Linked DNA regions of Homo sapiens: regions 1, 3 and 4 are each linked to region 2. Evidence: chromatin contacts called from ENCODE Hi-C data. All regions are on one chromosome and are shown on one strand. Each heading gives the region's core, a stretch centred on a gene start or an enhancer-like site at or near the end of the contact. The rest is flanking DNA. Distances are from core to core; before and after follow the strand shown.

Region 1 (3,639 bases), core at 811-3,310, 890 kb after region 2:
GCAGGCCCAAAACATGAAGTGTTTCTCTAAGTCACATAGCCAGAAAGTGGCCATGGATGCATTGTCCCTGATTGGGCATGGATGCATTTGGTTCTAAAGCCTCTGCCCTTTTAAATGATGTAAAGAGAATATCTATAACTATACCTAGCACGGAACTTGGCACCACAAAAGCTAAACATCTGATGCCATTGACTGATGAAAATTCCTTCCCCATCCTTCTGCCTGGCCCTGCCACTCTCCCTCAGTCTGTATTCCTGTAAGAGAGAGCCAATCAATAGGGTGCTCATAAGGGCCTGGGAGGAGCAAGGCTGGGCAGTTTCCTGGCCCAGGGAGCTGAATAGGGCCCGGAAGAAAGCTGTTGGCAGCAGTGCCTGGGGCTGAATGTACAGTAGCCAGCTGGGTCCACGGGCTAAAAACTGGCTGCTCACCCCAGTGTTCTCTTTGTGCCCTAGACTGGGTTTCACTAGCCTGTTATGGGCTGTGTTCCCACCTGGCTCCTGCCCTCATTGTTGACTGAGCTCAGAGTAAATAGCCCTGGCCCCTCCCAATAACGTCCCCAGTCCCCAAGTTGAGCATGAGAAGCTGGGGGAGGTGTTCTCAGCATCCATTTTGGGGACAGTGGCCAGATGTACTCACATCACCAAACCCTACTCACCTGTCACTATCATCCCAGTGTTCACTGCCCCAGGGCCCCTCTAGCCTCCAGCAGCAAAGACCTCCTGGGGCTTCTAGAACCTCAGATCATTGGAGCAGGAAGCACTTCTTGTCTAACTCCCTGGGTAACTCTGTTTTGGCACTTAACCCCCTGGATTCTAAAGCTTCATTTATACTTATTGGTCTCCTTCGTCACAGGAGACACTTATCTGTGGAGCACTCATGGCCATGTATCCAGTACCTATCATGGGTCAGGCCTGGAGTCCCTGTGTCAATCAGTGTGGATCTACTCTCAATGCTCCCAGTGAGTACATGGTTGTTCCGTGGCAGGAACGTTGCATTTGTGTTCTCACTGAAGTCCCATATAGGTGTCATTTTCACTGATGATGTGGCAGCTCAGATCCAGGAAAGGATTCATTCCAGGGCCCTCAGGTGGGAAGTGGTGGAGGTGGGAGTCAGACCCCAGACCCTGTCACCCCTTCAAGACCAGTGCTGGAGGGCCCCTTTTGACGACTTTCTCTTCACCAAGCGTCTTGCCCTGCATATGTCACACAGTAGGCACCCAGTGAATATTTACGACGGAATGGAAAAAACAAGGGCCTGGAGGGAGAGACCTGGGTTCAAAACCTTATTTGTACAGCTTTGCAGGGGACCTTGTGGTGGAGGTGCGGTCCTAAATCCCTAAACACTCAGTTCCTTTGTCATATACAGCTGATAACAGTAACTCCCCGGTCAGAGGACCGGCGACAATTCCTTGAGACAAGGAGCACAGAGCCTGGCACAGTCAGCCCTGATCAGGGGCCGGTAGGACAAAGAGAGGGAGACAGAAACACACACCCAAACGGCTTGAGACTGCTAGGTGCTTCACCTTCCTGGGCCTGTTTCTGATGAGGAGGGTTTGTTTATTAATAATAAGTGCTATTTCTGTAGCCCCTACTATGTGCTCTGTATCACTACCCTAGCCCTCCATCAAGAGGGATCTGCCCTCTCATCTGGCTGACCCCAAATCGAACCCTTTAACCCGCATGCTCTACTGCCTCCCTGCGGGCCCTGCCTTATCCTCCTCAACCGCCCACTGGGGACACTCTGGAGAAACCTCGGAGTCTTGGAATAGAAACCCAGGAGCCCTGAGCCTTGGCCCTCAGGCCCCAGGAGGGAGGTCAGGAGGGAGGCGTGGACAAGGGTCCGGCCGTAGCTGGTCCCGTCCTGGAAGCTGCTTAAGTTCCTGGTTCCCACCGGGGCCAAGAGTGATACCTGATCCTGGGGGATTGTGAAATGACCTCATGTGGCAGCCCGCCCGCGGTGCCCGCAAAGCCCTCCACCCTCCCCTTCCCCGCTCGGCTCCACCCCTACCCCACGCCCCCTCCCGCGCGCGCGGTTAAATCCCCGCACCTGAGCATCGGCTCACACCTGCACCCCGCCCGGGCATAGCACCATGCCTGCTTGTCGCCTAGGCCCGCTAGCCGCCGCCCTCCTCCTCAGCCTGCTGCTGTTCGGCTTCACCCTAGTCTCAGGTGAGTGGGGCGGGGAGAGGCCCGGCGCCTAGAGGGGCCGAGCCACGAGCGCCAGGATGGAGCCAGGCGGAGGCGTAGCCTCTGGAGGCTGGGGAAGTGGGAATTCCGGGGGCGGAAGTGGCGGGGACCCTTGGAGCCTAGGGTGTGGGGTCCAATGTGCTGGAGGTGGAGAGACCACTGATGGCTGCAATTTGGGAGGATTCTGTGCTGAACGCGGACACTCCGTGGCTGCAGTGGGCTGGGGGTGGGGGCTGCTCTGCCTCGACCTCGGAAGCTCCGAGACGCTCAGCTGTGCGGCGTCCCCTAGGGCTGAGATCTGAGGGCCCCGACGCCAAGGGTTAGGGAGCTCTCGTACTCCCAGGGGTCAGGGACTCCTGGTCTGGAAGAAGGAGTCTCTGGGGGCTGTAAGGGGACTCCTAGGGCCAGAGACTGAGAATTCCTTGGGGTTAAGGTTTGGAGCAGGAGGTGGGCATCCTCTGGGGCTGGCGCTACGCCCCACCCTCGACTGTCCCGGGCCTCCCCTCCCAGGCACAGGAGCAGAGAAGACTGGCGTGTGCCCCGAGCTCCAGGCTGACCAGAACTGCACGCAAGAGTGCGTCTCGGACAGCGAATGCGCCGACAACCTCAAGTGCTGCAGCGCGGGCTGTGCCACCTTCTGCTCTCTGCCCAATGGTAACCCCACGGCGGCCGAGCGGGAACGGGGCGGGGCCGCGCTGGGCTGGGAGGAGGTGGGAGGGCCCGGGTTCCGGGAACAGGGGCGCCCCCGGACCCGGGGACCCCCGGGAAAGTCAAGGCGGTTGAAACCAGATCCGTCAGTCCTCTCCCTCGCACGGCCCAGGGGTAGACAAAGGCGTCGTTGAAACGCAGCCAAGGGGGGGTCCCCACCCCTAGCTGGGATTCGAGTCTCTGGTGCATGACGGGCTTCCGGGCACGCACAGCCGGGACATTGTTCCCCGCGGCCTGGGGACCCGGGGCCGCAGTTTCCTTCTCGAACCGGCCGAAGCCTGCCCTGCGGGAAAGCCCGGAGCCTGGGGCGCTCACCTCTCCTCTTGGAGTCCCTCCCTGGGGGCCTCCCCCAGCCCTGGGGAAAGACTGGGAGAGCCTGGCCTGGCAAGATTTTCCCCAATTCCTCTGTCCAGGCGGAAAGGAACTTTACAGATTTAGGAAAATGCCCCGCTCATCTTAAAGATGTGTAAGGGAGCATCGGTGAGAAAAAAATGTTCTTGCCCAAGGTCACACCGCCATCCCATGGCTGCTGGAGTCATAGTGAGGGTTCAGCTTTTGCCTTTCAGGCCAACTGGCTGAGTGATTCGAAGAAAGTGAGGAATCCTCCCTGGACACTGTATCGCCCTTCGTCGTCTTTCAGTCAATCTCTTCCACTCTAAGGATTGAGTGAGCGCGAGCTGGGGACTCTCTCAAAGGTGCTTGCTGGAGCTGCAGTCTCCACCAGGCTATCAGAACAGGGGGTGGC
Region 2 (3,552 bases), core at 807-3,306:
ATTTTAGTAGAGATGGAGTTTCACCGTGTTGCCCAAGCTGGTCTCAAACTCCTGAGCTCAGGCAATCCACCCACCTCGGCCTCCCAAAGTGCTAGGATTACAGGTGTGAGCCACCGCGCCCGGCCAGGCTGGTGTGGTTTTTATTCCACAGCAGTCCTACGTCACATTGTCACATTGTTGAAAAGCCTTCAGATTGACAAACTCCCTCCTAATATAGCCTGTTTTCTTGGATGTTTTCTGATAAGCATCTGTGTTTTCTGAGAACTAATAAAAATTCTTGTTAAACCACAAATTACCACAGCCTCTTCCTTACCTATAGAGAGCCGCTTTCCCAGTAAAGCTCCGGTCCTACCTTCCCATCACCATCAAAGTGGCATTGAAACAGATCAGATCTGCTCCTTTTGAGGGAGTTAGTTGAAGCCCAGTCTTGCTTCAGGCCACACAGGATTTGGGTAGCAAAGCAAGGAAAGCAGCCTCTCTGACCTAGTGGCCTGAGTGTTTCCTTTCCCAGGCTGGCTGCGGCAACCACTTTGAGAAATGGCATTGGCATTGGCATGTGTGTGGCATGTGTGCTGACCTAGTTAGGAGTTGAGGCTTCATTTCTAATTCTGTCCCTTTCGTTTTGAGCTGTGTGACCTTGGGCATGTCACCTAACTTCTCTGTATATGTCTTCTTATCCAGGAAGGAGAGATTAATAATGTAGCCTCATAGCACTTATCTGATTCTCCTAAGGATGTTATGAGAATCAAATGAGATTATGTACAACGAGAGCAAACATTTATTCAATACTTAGTATGTACCAAATACTTTCAGTTTCCTTACATGTGTTTTTTAATTCTCACAATCCTAAAACAGAGGCACTAGTATCCCACTTGACAGTTAAAAAAACTGAAGTTCAGAGAAATTAAGTCAGACAGGACTCAGATCCACATCTGTGGCTCCCAAATGATGTTCCTAACCACTATGCATGTCACTCGCTCCCCATTGTACACGAAAGTAGAGAGATGTTCTTTGTCTTTACCATCAAGCACTCTCCAAATGCAAGAAATGATCTCTCGTAACCACTGCTGTTCCATGTTGGTCCCTAAGGACACTTATAGCCTGTTACTTGTTTGTCTTATCTTGTAGTTTATGCTGCTGCTTTTCATGTCCCTAAGGACTTGTTCAGTGAATTCTTTTGGTTTTACTCCCAGAGAATCTGTTCATCTCCTTCATAAAGGGGGTTAAAGGTGCCCAGCTGAGCCTGGCATCTTGGGCAGTGGCCTCTGACTTCTCCAGGGTTCTTCCTTCCCTCAAGCATGTAGTTGGGTAGCTTGTAGTAAAATGCTCTATAATGCATTTGTTTATAAGTTCCCCAGTCACTGATTTTTACTCATTGAATCTCAGAAGTGGAAAGCACCAAAGCCAGCATTTTGTTGATAGGGAAACTGAGGTCCAGAGAGGGATGTGACTTGCTTGAGGTCATTCATTCAGTTGAAGGCCTGACCAAGACTGGAACCCAGTTTCCCAGGGGACACACCAGTGCTGTTTCCAAGCCTTCCCCGGGGGCACACATCACCTCCCCTACATGAAGGACAAACTCATGTACTGTGCCCAGCATGTACCTAGGAGACCTGGGAGAAATGAAACAACTTGGAAAATTGGGCAGGAAGAAAGAGATGGGTGTGGGGTGGGGTGAAGATCTCCACCCTAACTAGTATATTATATACCAAAGAAAGGAATTAAACACACAGGAAAGCAGACAACCCACTAAGAAGCAAAGGAATTTACCCAGGAACCCTGGCTCAGTGAGTGGATAGGAAGCCTTTTGTCACTAAAGCTGCAGGGTTGAAAATTGAAGGAAGGATATTAGGCAAGCGTGGTGGCCTGGGATGCAGTTACAGCCCCCTGGCTCATTGTCCAAAGGAAATGGATCTCTCCTGTGGACAGAGAGGTGGAAACTGAGTGAGTGAGTTGTGTGGTTGACATCATCAGGCTGAGCATTGGATTACAACAAATGGGGACTTACTTGGCCCGAGACATGGGAAACACCCACTAAAACCTCAAAGTGCTTTTCATTTAGGAGACACGGGGAAGAGACAGAGAGGAGGGTAAAGTGAGAATCCTGCCCGCACCACAGGTCTGGACTGCTAACCTTGAATCCTGGTTTCTTAAATTCTGCCTCCGCTTCTGACTGAGGACCACTGGATTTTGAGGAAACTTTGGTCTTGTAAGTAGAACTTTACTCTCCTCCCCTGCCCAACACCCCCAGGGAGAAGCAGAGCTTGGAGGCAGAGCTCTCTGGAGAGCTTGCTTTCCAGCCTGTTGGCCACAAAATGTCTATTTTTATATAATGATATATGTGAGCTTGCTCTGAAAATTATGGCCTTGTCTGAAACTGCCTAAGGCTAGTCGGAGCCTCCAGTCTCACAAATGGGCTCCATTCAGATGCTGTTTCATTTTTACTCAAAGAACTTTGACAGAGTATTCAGAGCTTTAAAAGCAGCTCCTTGCTCCAAATATAGGTGAAGAAATAAATCTTCCCTAAGAAATTCGTGTTTGTAAAACCCTTTCTTTTTTTCTGATTACAAAGGTGGTATAATAATTTTTAAACATTCTAGAAAGAAAAGTCTCCGAAAGTAGTGAAAATTCCCTATTATCTTCCCCCTCAGGAACATGGTTGTTGTGTTAAATTTCAGTTACAGATATGGTCAGACTCCATGAATTTACCACATATAAACCCAGTGCTGCAGCAGCTGTGTGGAAAACTCCAAGATGGAAAGGGGTTGGAAATCTTTAACCTTGGGTTTGCGATCTTTTTATTGCTTCCTTTTAAAAATTTGCTGTTTATGCCTGGAATATAAACAGGACATGTAAGCCTTTAGGCATTTTATTTGTTGGTATCTGTTTTCAGGGTTTGAAACTAAGCAAGCTACTCTGTAGAGAGGGAAAGAGGGGGCCCTTGCTGTACCCAGGTCCCTTACTTGGTGGGTCCCTGAACTGAGGAGGATTCCTAGGTGGCTTGAGATGGCTTGCAGTGTGCTAACAGGGGAGGTGTCCCCTCTTAGCAGGTTAAGTATATTTGAAAAGTTACAGCTAACGGGAAGATTTCAGCTTCAACAAAAAGCTACCATATATTAGAAGGGTCACCCAAGGAAACTGTCACCTTGGGCAAGTGTTTCACACTCTCTGGGTCTTGTTTCTTTATTTGTACCTAATGAGGGGACAAAACTAGATGATCTCTGTATTTCCAAATTCAGTATGAAATGAACTGTCCATATTTCTTTTCCCTTTGTATTGGGCCCTTATGGCTTTAGGAGCAAAGGACCCTAGGTTTTCAGTTTCCCAGAGTAGCTAAAAACGGGTGCCTGTAGGACAGTTAAAAGAAGACATAAAACAGGCAACATTAAGTTACTTCTGAGTTTTTATGGGTCTTTTTCAGATTAGGTGTTCTTGAAGAAAGAGAAAGAAAAAGTCTCAGTGGTAACTGTATGTGCACACGCATACACTAGCACATACACTTGGGGAGAGAGGAAAGAAGGAATTGGCATTATTGAGTATCTCTTAAGCACT
Region 3 (3,302 bases), core at 370-2,869, 670 kb before region 2:
CATTTAGACTTATAAGCCCACAGTAATCCAGACATTGTGATAATGGCACAGGGAGAGAAAAATAGGCTAACAGAACAGAATAGAGAATTCAGGAACAGTCTTATGCACATATCGACTACTTGATTTACGACAATGTTAGCATTGCAGAAGAGTATGTGTGTGTGTGTAGGGGGGTGGTGGTGGTGGTGGTGATCTTTTCAATAAAGAGTGCTGGTCAGTTGGATATCCAGATGAAAAAAATGGACACAGGACAATGGAAATTTTTTTCTGATGAGGTGTGGCATTGTATTTCTAGAAACAATGACTGCTGAAATTTATTTGGAAGTTCTTTCCTTTCTGAGCTATAATTTCCCTCTGTTGTTCCCAAGCCTTCAGTGAATGCCTGTTTCCCACACCTATCTTTTGTTAATGCATCTTTCTTATGGTCCTAGTTCTAGGCCAGGACCAGCAAAGCCCAAGCAGCAGTTGAGAACTAAGTTCTAAGCTAGCTCCTGAGTGGGCAGGAAGCTCAAGTCCTTTTCTCCCAATGGCATCCTATATCCTGGTGCCACACAAGAATGCCATTCTGGCTGACTTCGCCTCCTGGCCTCTCCCAGTCAGACATACCTGGAGCAGTCAGTGAGCAGTGAGATTGCTAGGGGAGATTGCTAGTGTAGACAATTCTTGCATGAAAAGGGGGATGGGGGTGCAACAGTCTAGCAACCAGCAAGTGATATCAAGAACTAGAGGGTTTTTTTTTTTTTTTTGGTTGGGGAGGAACCCCATTTCACAGTCACCTTTCTGACCCACCATCAGAGCCATCCCATTCCAATCTCATTTTCTTCCTTTCCTCACTCCAAGAGACCGTGACTGTGGGCAGATCCTAGACCCCTCTTCAGAGCTTCGGGCTCTAGGCATTCCTGCGGCCCTCCCCTCCCTATCATTAAAAGGGGTGGGGTCCTGCTGCCTTCTCCAAGTGGTTTCAGCTCTGGATCCTTTGGGGGCAACGGAGCCCACCCGCCTGGAGCTCCATTACTGATGCTGCAAGTTTTTGACTCAGTTTCCCCATATGTGAGTGAGAGTTTAAGCGCGGCAATCTCCAGGGGGGGCTGTCAAGCTGACTCAGATCAGTGAGACGAGGAGGGGGCGGGCATGCTAAGAGCATCCTCCGGCGCTGGCCTGCGTCCCCCCAGGTAAGGCAGCACCCATCTCCAAAGTGGTCCTGTCACCACCTTCCTCTTCCCCCCGCACCCACGCCGCGGGGCGGGGACTAGCGCCGCCTCAAATATTTAGGGCAAGGGAGTGTCCCACTTCTGGGGAGGGGTGCCGTTCGGGCTTCTCTCCTCACCGTGGGTGGCGAAAGGCGGGACGGAAAAGCGCCGTCTGGACAGGCGCGCCCCCCTCAGGGATGCAGGGCCGGGCGGGGGACCCGGCGGCGGCCCAGCCCGGAGGAAGGACCTCCACGCCCCGGCCCGGGCCCCCGGGCCCCCGGCCCTAGGCAGCGCCCGAGGCCGGAACAATAGCGCGCGCGGGCGGGGCGGGGGCGGGGGCGGGGCGCTCCTCTGGGCACCGCCCCCGGCCCGCCCCCCGCGCTCGCAGTCCCGCTCGCACACTGGCTCCCACCCGCCGCCCGCCCAGGCACTGCCCGCGGGAGCCGCCGCCGCCGCCGCCGCGCCCGCCATGGACGTCCGCCTGTACCCCTCGGCGCCCGCGGTGGGCGCGCGGCCCGGGGCCGAGCCGGCCGGCCTGGCGCACCTGGACTATTACCACGGCGGCAAGGTAGGCGGGGGCGGGCGGGGGTCCCCGGCGGGCGGGGCCGGAGTCACCTGGCAGCTCGGGACTCAGGCGCTCCCGGGGTCACACGGGGCCGCGCACATCAGCCCCGCCGACGGGCACGGGCGGCTCACATCGATCCCCTCGCGGCCACGCTCACGCCCTGAGTTGTTGGGATCGCGGGCAGAAGTCATCCCGACAGCCACCCGTGCGACGACACAGTGGCCCCTCACTCGCGTCCCCCTGACAGCCTCGCAGTCATTCACAAGCCGTCACAGTGACCCACAGCCACACGCAGGCGGCCAGGCACTGCTTACACGGTCCCGCCGTCCCACGCAAGTCACCCTGACAGTCACTTATACACAACGACACGCAACCACTCACCCGCAAACAGCCTCACCGCCACAGACGAGTCACCCACAGACGCTCCGATGCCCCACACACCGTGACATGCCCCCACCCGCTGTCACACCCAGGCACAACGGGGGACAGTCACACAAAGAAGTCGCCCGACAGTCACACTCTCGCAGCCACAACGCCTCACCCAGGCGCACGCTGTCACACACAGCCACCCCCCTGGACGGTGAGCCTCAGACACAGATCGTCCTGACGGCCACACAGTCACACGCGGTCACACCCAGGGACGGCCACACCTCGGTCATCCACACTCGCGCGTCGAGGTTTAACTTCTCAGCGCCGCAGCACACTAATTGGGCAGTTTACTAATTGGCCGTCACTGCCTGGCGGGGCCTCGGATTCCGAGTAGGCTGCGGCCAATCGAGGCCTGTGTCCTCCCGGGAGCGGTGAGCCGGCGTCCCTCCAGGCTGGGGCTGTAGTGCCGGACACCCTCCCTCCTCCATGTTTCCAGGATCTATCCCCCCACCCCAGCCAGGTCCCAGCTGCGCTGCGCCGGGCGCATTCCCAGTGATGGAGGCTTGCGTGCCTGGAACCCCGAACCCGAGGCGTCAGGTCCCACTGCCGGGTCTGGCCCAGCCTGGATGGGTTGGGTGCCTCTAAGCAGTCCGCGTCCCCTTCGGTCGCCGGAGAGGGAACTTTCAAACTTAGTTAGGAAGCCAGACTGTCCGCGCGTCCGCCAGTCGGTGCGTCGGTCCCGGGCCGGCTGGAGCCAAGCGCGGGTTTTCGTCACTCGGAGCCCGGATTGAACAGCGCGCGTGGGTTTCCCGCAGCCCTGGCGCAGACGCGTGGGCTCCGTGGCGATGCGGGGTGAGTGCGCGTCCAGTGGCTGGATCGGCGCCCCCCAGGGTCTCTCCCCAACCTCGCAGGCTTTTCGTCAGGCCCCTGGTAGTGGGGATGAGGCAGGAGAGAGGCGTCCCGGCGCGGATCCCGGGGCCTCCCGGGCTGGGCCTCCCTGAGTGCGCCCTCAGGCCCCAGGGGAGCGGCTTCTGGCAAAGCCTCCCTGCAGTTCGCCAGGGGCAGCAAGCATCCAGGCCACTAGGGCCTGCGCGATGTGGGGCGGTGGTGGGCGACAAGTGAGGTCTCGCGAAGAGTGGCGGTGGTTCTCTTTTGTCCAGTGACCTGCAAAGTTAGAA
Region 4 (3,197 bases), core at 76-2,575, 830 kb before region 2:
AAAGTGAAATTGGAGAACATACTGTTGTCTTGAACTAGGCCAAGATGACTAATTATTAGACTCACTTTTGAAAGGTTACCATATACAGACATGCGCTGAGGTGGAGAGAGGAGAGTTTGGAAATCTGATTCATTCTGAAACCCCAATAGATGGAACTCTTGCTCAGTTTCTGAGCATAATGACTGTGAACATTCGGTTTAACGCAGCTGTCACCACAGGCAAGGTGCAAAACAAAATGTTTCGTACCAGCTCCTTGGAGTGTCATGGGGCAGCTCATGGCAGCCCTGGGGAGATCTCTGCTAGATGGTGAAGGGTGTGCAACGTGGGTGCTGGTGTTGGGGAATTGAGGGGACGCCAGACCTCAAATCTGGGATCTGAGTCTGAGGGATGGCTTTGCCACAAGTGGACCATGTGGCTTAGGTTAACTTCCTCCTTTCTTTGGGCCTTAGTTTCCTCATCTGGAAAATGAAGGGCTAGACCAGATGCTCTCCAAGAACTTCTCTAGTTTTGTTGTTCTATGGCCTTTGCTGGTGGTGTGACTTTGGATGTTACCTTCAGCTCCTGGGTTTTAGTTTCCTTTTGAGCATTTTAGAGTTCCCCAAGAGTGTTGGTTTATTTCACTCCCCATTTGCTGCCCCCACCAATGAAGTCTAGCGACTCGAAATCTCCTTCTCCAGACTCCACTGAGAACAAACCACCCTAGTTCCTTGCCCTGTGGGTCAGTGGTTTAATCTGGGGATGCGTGAGTCCCTTGGTCCTGTCTGGAGATGCATAAATCCACTGTGGCCCGATGTGGGGATTCCAAGTCCTTGAGGTCTAATCTGGGGATGCATGTGGTCCAGTACTCACAGACCCAAGGGGGCCTGAAGGCACCTGGACCCTTCAGGAAGTCCTGTCTCTGGGACTTACAAGGGAACATTCGTGAAGCTGGTATCAGGGCTGAACGTGGATTGGGGCTTTCTGAGGGCCAAGTGCAGGCACTCATTTCCTTCTCACATTATTCCCACCTCTGAGGGGCAGAGGGTCTAAGTAATTTTCCCAAGGCCACACAGGGAGCAAGGGGCAGAGGTGGCATGTGTGCCCAAGCCTGTTTGATTCAAACTGTCGTTAACTTTGGAAACTGACCCCACCATCTCATTTATTTCTCACAACAAATACATCCATTAACAGGTATCAAGGCTTAGAGGCTTCATAGCAAAACAGAGTGGAGACCTGGTAGGTAAGCAGGCAGCTTCCAGATTTCTCCACCCAGCCCCCACTTCCTGGCCAGGAACTGGAGGCAGGGAAGTTCCATTGCCCATATAGCTGCATGACTTTTCATTTGCCCGTTCCTGTGGTCAGACTCAGTGGTGTGAGACTTCCTGTGGTTGAGCCGAGTGATGCAAGAACGTCGCTGTGCAGGGCTGTGGTCCTACACCGTCCACTTTATTGGTTGTCTAAGACATCTTCAATGGTAAAATGGGAAAGGCATAGTTTTTGTCCTGAACGTTGTCCTTACACCTAAGCCAGACTTGATCAGATGCCACATGGGGCGTATCCTCCTGAGCATCCCACGTCTACCGCCTGCCTTGGATGTCTGACATCAAGTATGTAAGTGCTTGTGTCTGGACCTGAACTTCACTCCAAATAGCGGGGTTGGCTACAGGTCAGTTACCCATGTGAGATTATAGTGCCCTGACTGGTTATTCTTTTTTTTTCTTTTCTTTTCTTAAGACAGGGTCTAGCTCGGTTGCCCAGGCTGCCGTGCAGTGGTGTGATTGCTCTGCCTCCTGGGCTCAAGCCATCCCCCCACCTCAGCCTCCTGAGTAGCTTGAACTACAGGCATGCACCACTGTGCCAGCTAACTTTTGCATTTTAGTAGGGATGGGGTTTTGCTATGTTGGCCAGGCTGGTCTTGAACTCATGGCCTCAAGTGATCCACCCACCTTGGCCTCCCAAAGTGATGAGATTACAGGCGTGAGCCACTGTGCCTGGCCACCTGACTGGTTATTCTTATCAAGATGAGAACAGAACTGAAATTGAACATAAGCCACCATTAATTATCATCAGTAATGTATTTAAGAATATAAGGCATAATTTTAAGTTACACTAAAATAAATATAAATGGCTTGACACAAGTAAACGTTCTTGCTCAACCCTTGATACCCTCTAGGGATGGATCTGAAGATCCATCCCCTAGACACATGAATATGATTTTTCAAATCATTATTATTACAGTTTTATAGAGACAGGGTCTTACTCTGTTGCCTAGGCTGGAGTACAGTGGTGTGACCACGGCTTACTCCTGGGCTCGAACTCCTGGGCTCCAGAGATCCTCTGTATTCATCTGTTCTCGCACTGCTGTAAAGAAATACCTGAGACTGGGTAATTTATAAAGAAAAGAGGTTTAATTGCCACATGATTCTGCAGGCAATACAGATGCTGGCATCTGCTTGGCTTCTGAGGAGGCCTCAGAAAGCTTCCAGTCATGGTAGAAGGTGAAGGAGAAGCACACGCATCGCATGGCCAGAGTAGGAGTGAGTGGAAAATGGGGCACTGCTACACACTCTTTTTTTTTTTTTTTTTTGAGGCAGAGTCTTGCTCTGTCACCCAGGCTGGAGTGCAGTGGCGTGATCTCAGCTCACTGCAAGTTCCGCCTCCTGGGTTCACGCCATTCTCCTGCCTCAGCCTCCCAAGTAGCTGGGACTACAGGCGCACACCACCACGCCCGGCTAATTTTTTGTATTTTTGTAGTAGAGACGGGGTTTCACCGTGTTAGCCAGGATGTTCTTGATCTCCTGACCTCGTGATCTGCTTGCCTGGGCCTCCCAAAGTGCTGGGATTACAGGCGTGAGCCACCGCACCCGGCCTGCTACACATTTTTAAACAACCAGATCTTGCAATAACTCACTCACTCACACAACAATAACAGTACCAAGGGGATGTCGTTAAACCATTTGTGAAGGACCACCCTCATGATCTAGTCACCTCCCACCAGGCCCCACCTCCAACCCCAGGGATTACAATTCAACATGCTATTTAGGCGGGGACACAGATCCAAACAATATCTTCCTCTCACGTAGCTGGGACTAGAGGTGTGCGCCACCAAGCTCGGCCTCTGGTTTTTCAAATGATATCCCAAATCGGAGCTCCTCTCACCACTTCCACTTTGCCACTTTTATTCAAGCCACTAGCCAACAACGTGGGTTATGACAGAA

Evidence for each region. Hi-C counts contacts between places; a loop is a spot of excess contacts on that map. Pooled maps may share reads with other maps.
Region 1: a map with no recorded cell type shows a loop between it and region 2 (5-fold over the local background). The contact joins the promoter of WFDC2 here to the promoter of PKIG in region 2. A Hi-C loop is called at or near these places in 3 of 37 single-sample maps with no recorded cell type.
Region 3: a map with no recorded cell type shows a loop between it and region 2 (4-fold over the local background). The contact joins the promoter of TOX2 here to the promoter of PKIG in region 2. A Hi-C loop is called at or near these places in 2 of 37 single-sample maps with no recorded cell type and 2 of 50 pooled maps.
Region 4: a loop to region 2 is called in a pooled map, with 6 times the contacts of the local background. The contact joins the enhancer-like site here to the promoter of PKIG in region 2. A Hi-C loop is called at or near these places in 6 of 37 single-sample maps with no recorded cell type and 3 of 50 pooled maps.

The regions. Positions count from the first base shown.
Region 1 is chr20:45,467,693-45,471,331 of GRCh38, forward strand. WFDC2 (WAP four-disulfide core domain 2) reads left to right here and starts at 2,061. Exons shown (of 4, transcript NM_006103.4): 1 at 2,061-2,168; 2 at 2,697-2,840. The coding sequence starts at 2,090. RefSeq lists silencers at 2,726-2,915, 2,936-2,985.
Region 2 is chr20:44,580,523-44,584,074 of GRCh38, forward strand. It overlaps PKIG (cAMP-dependent protein kinase inhibitor gamma), which reads left to right and starts at 2,057. Exons shown (of 4, transcript NM_001281445.2): 1 at 2,057-2,209.
Region 3 is chr20:43,913,233-43,916,534 of GRCh38, forward strand. TOX2 (TOX high mobility group box family member 2) reads left to right here and starts at 1,620. Exons shown (of 9, transcript NM_001098797.2): 1 at 1,620-1,758. The coding sequence starts at 1,660. RefSeq lists silencers at 1,271-1,390, 1,491-1,590, 1,611-1,720, 1,771-1,860, 2,931-2,990 and 1 more and enhancers at 1,357-2,074, 2,075-2,792.
Region 4 is chr20:43,751,343-43,754,539 of GRCh38, forward strand. All of the region lies in intron 1 of LOC101927200 (a long non-coding RNA gene), which reads left to right. Among named protein-coding and RNA genes, the nearest start is that of GTSF1L, 26 kb to the left of the region's middle. RefSeq lists enhancers at 121-320, 511-580, 1,081-1,160. Within about 2 kb of position 1,326, at least 3 of the 41 ENCODE cell types and tissues checked have a DNase peak (open chromatin) inside an H3K27ac peak, as active enhancers do.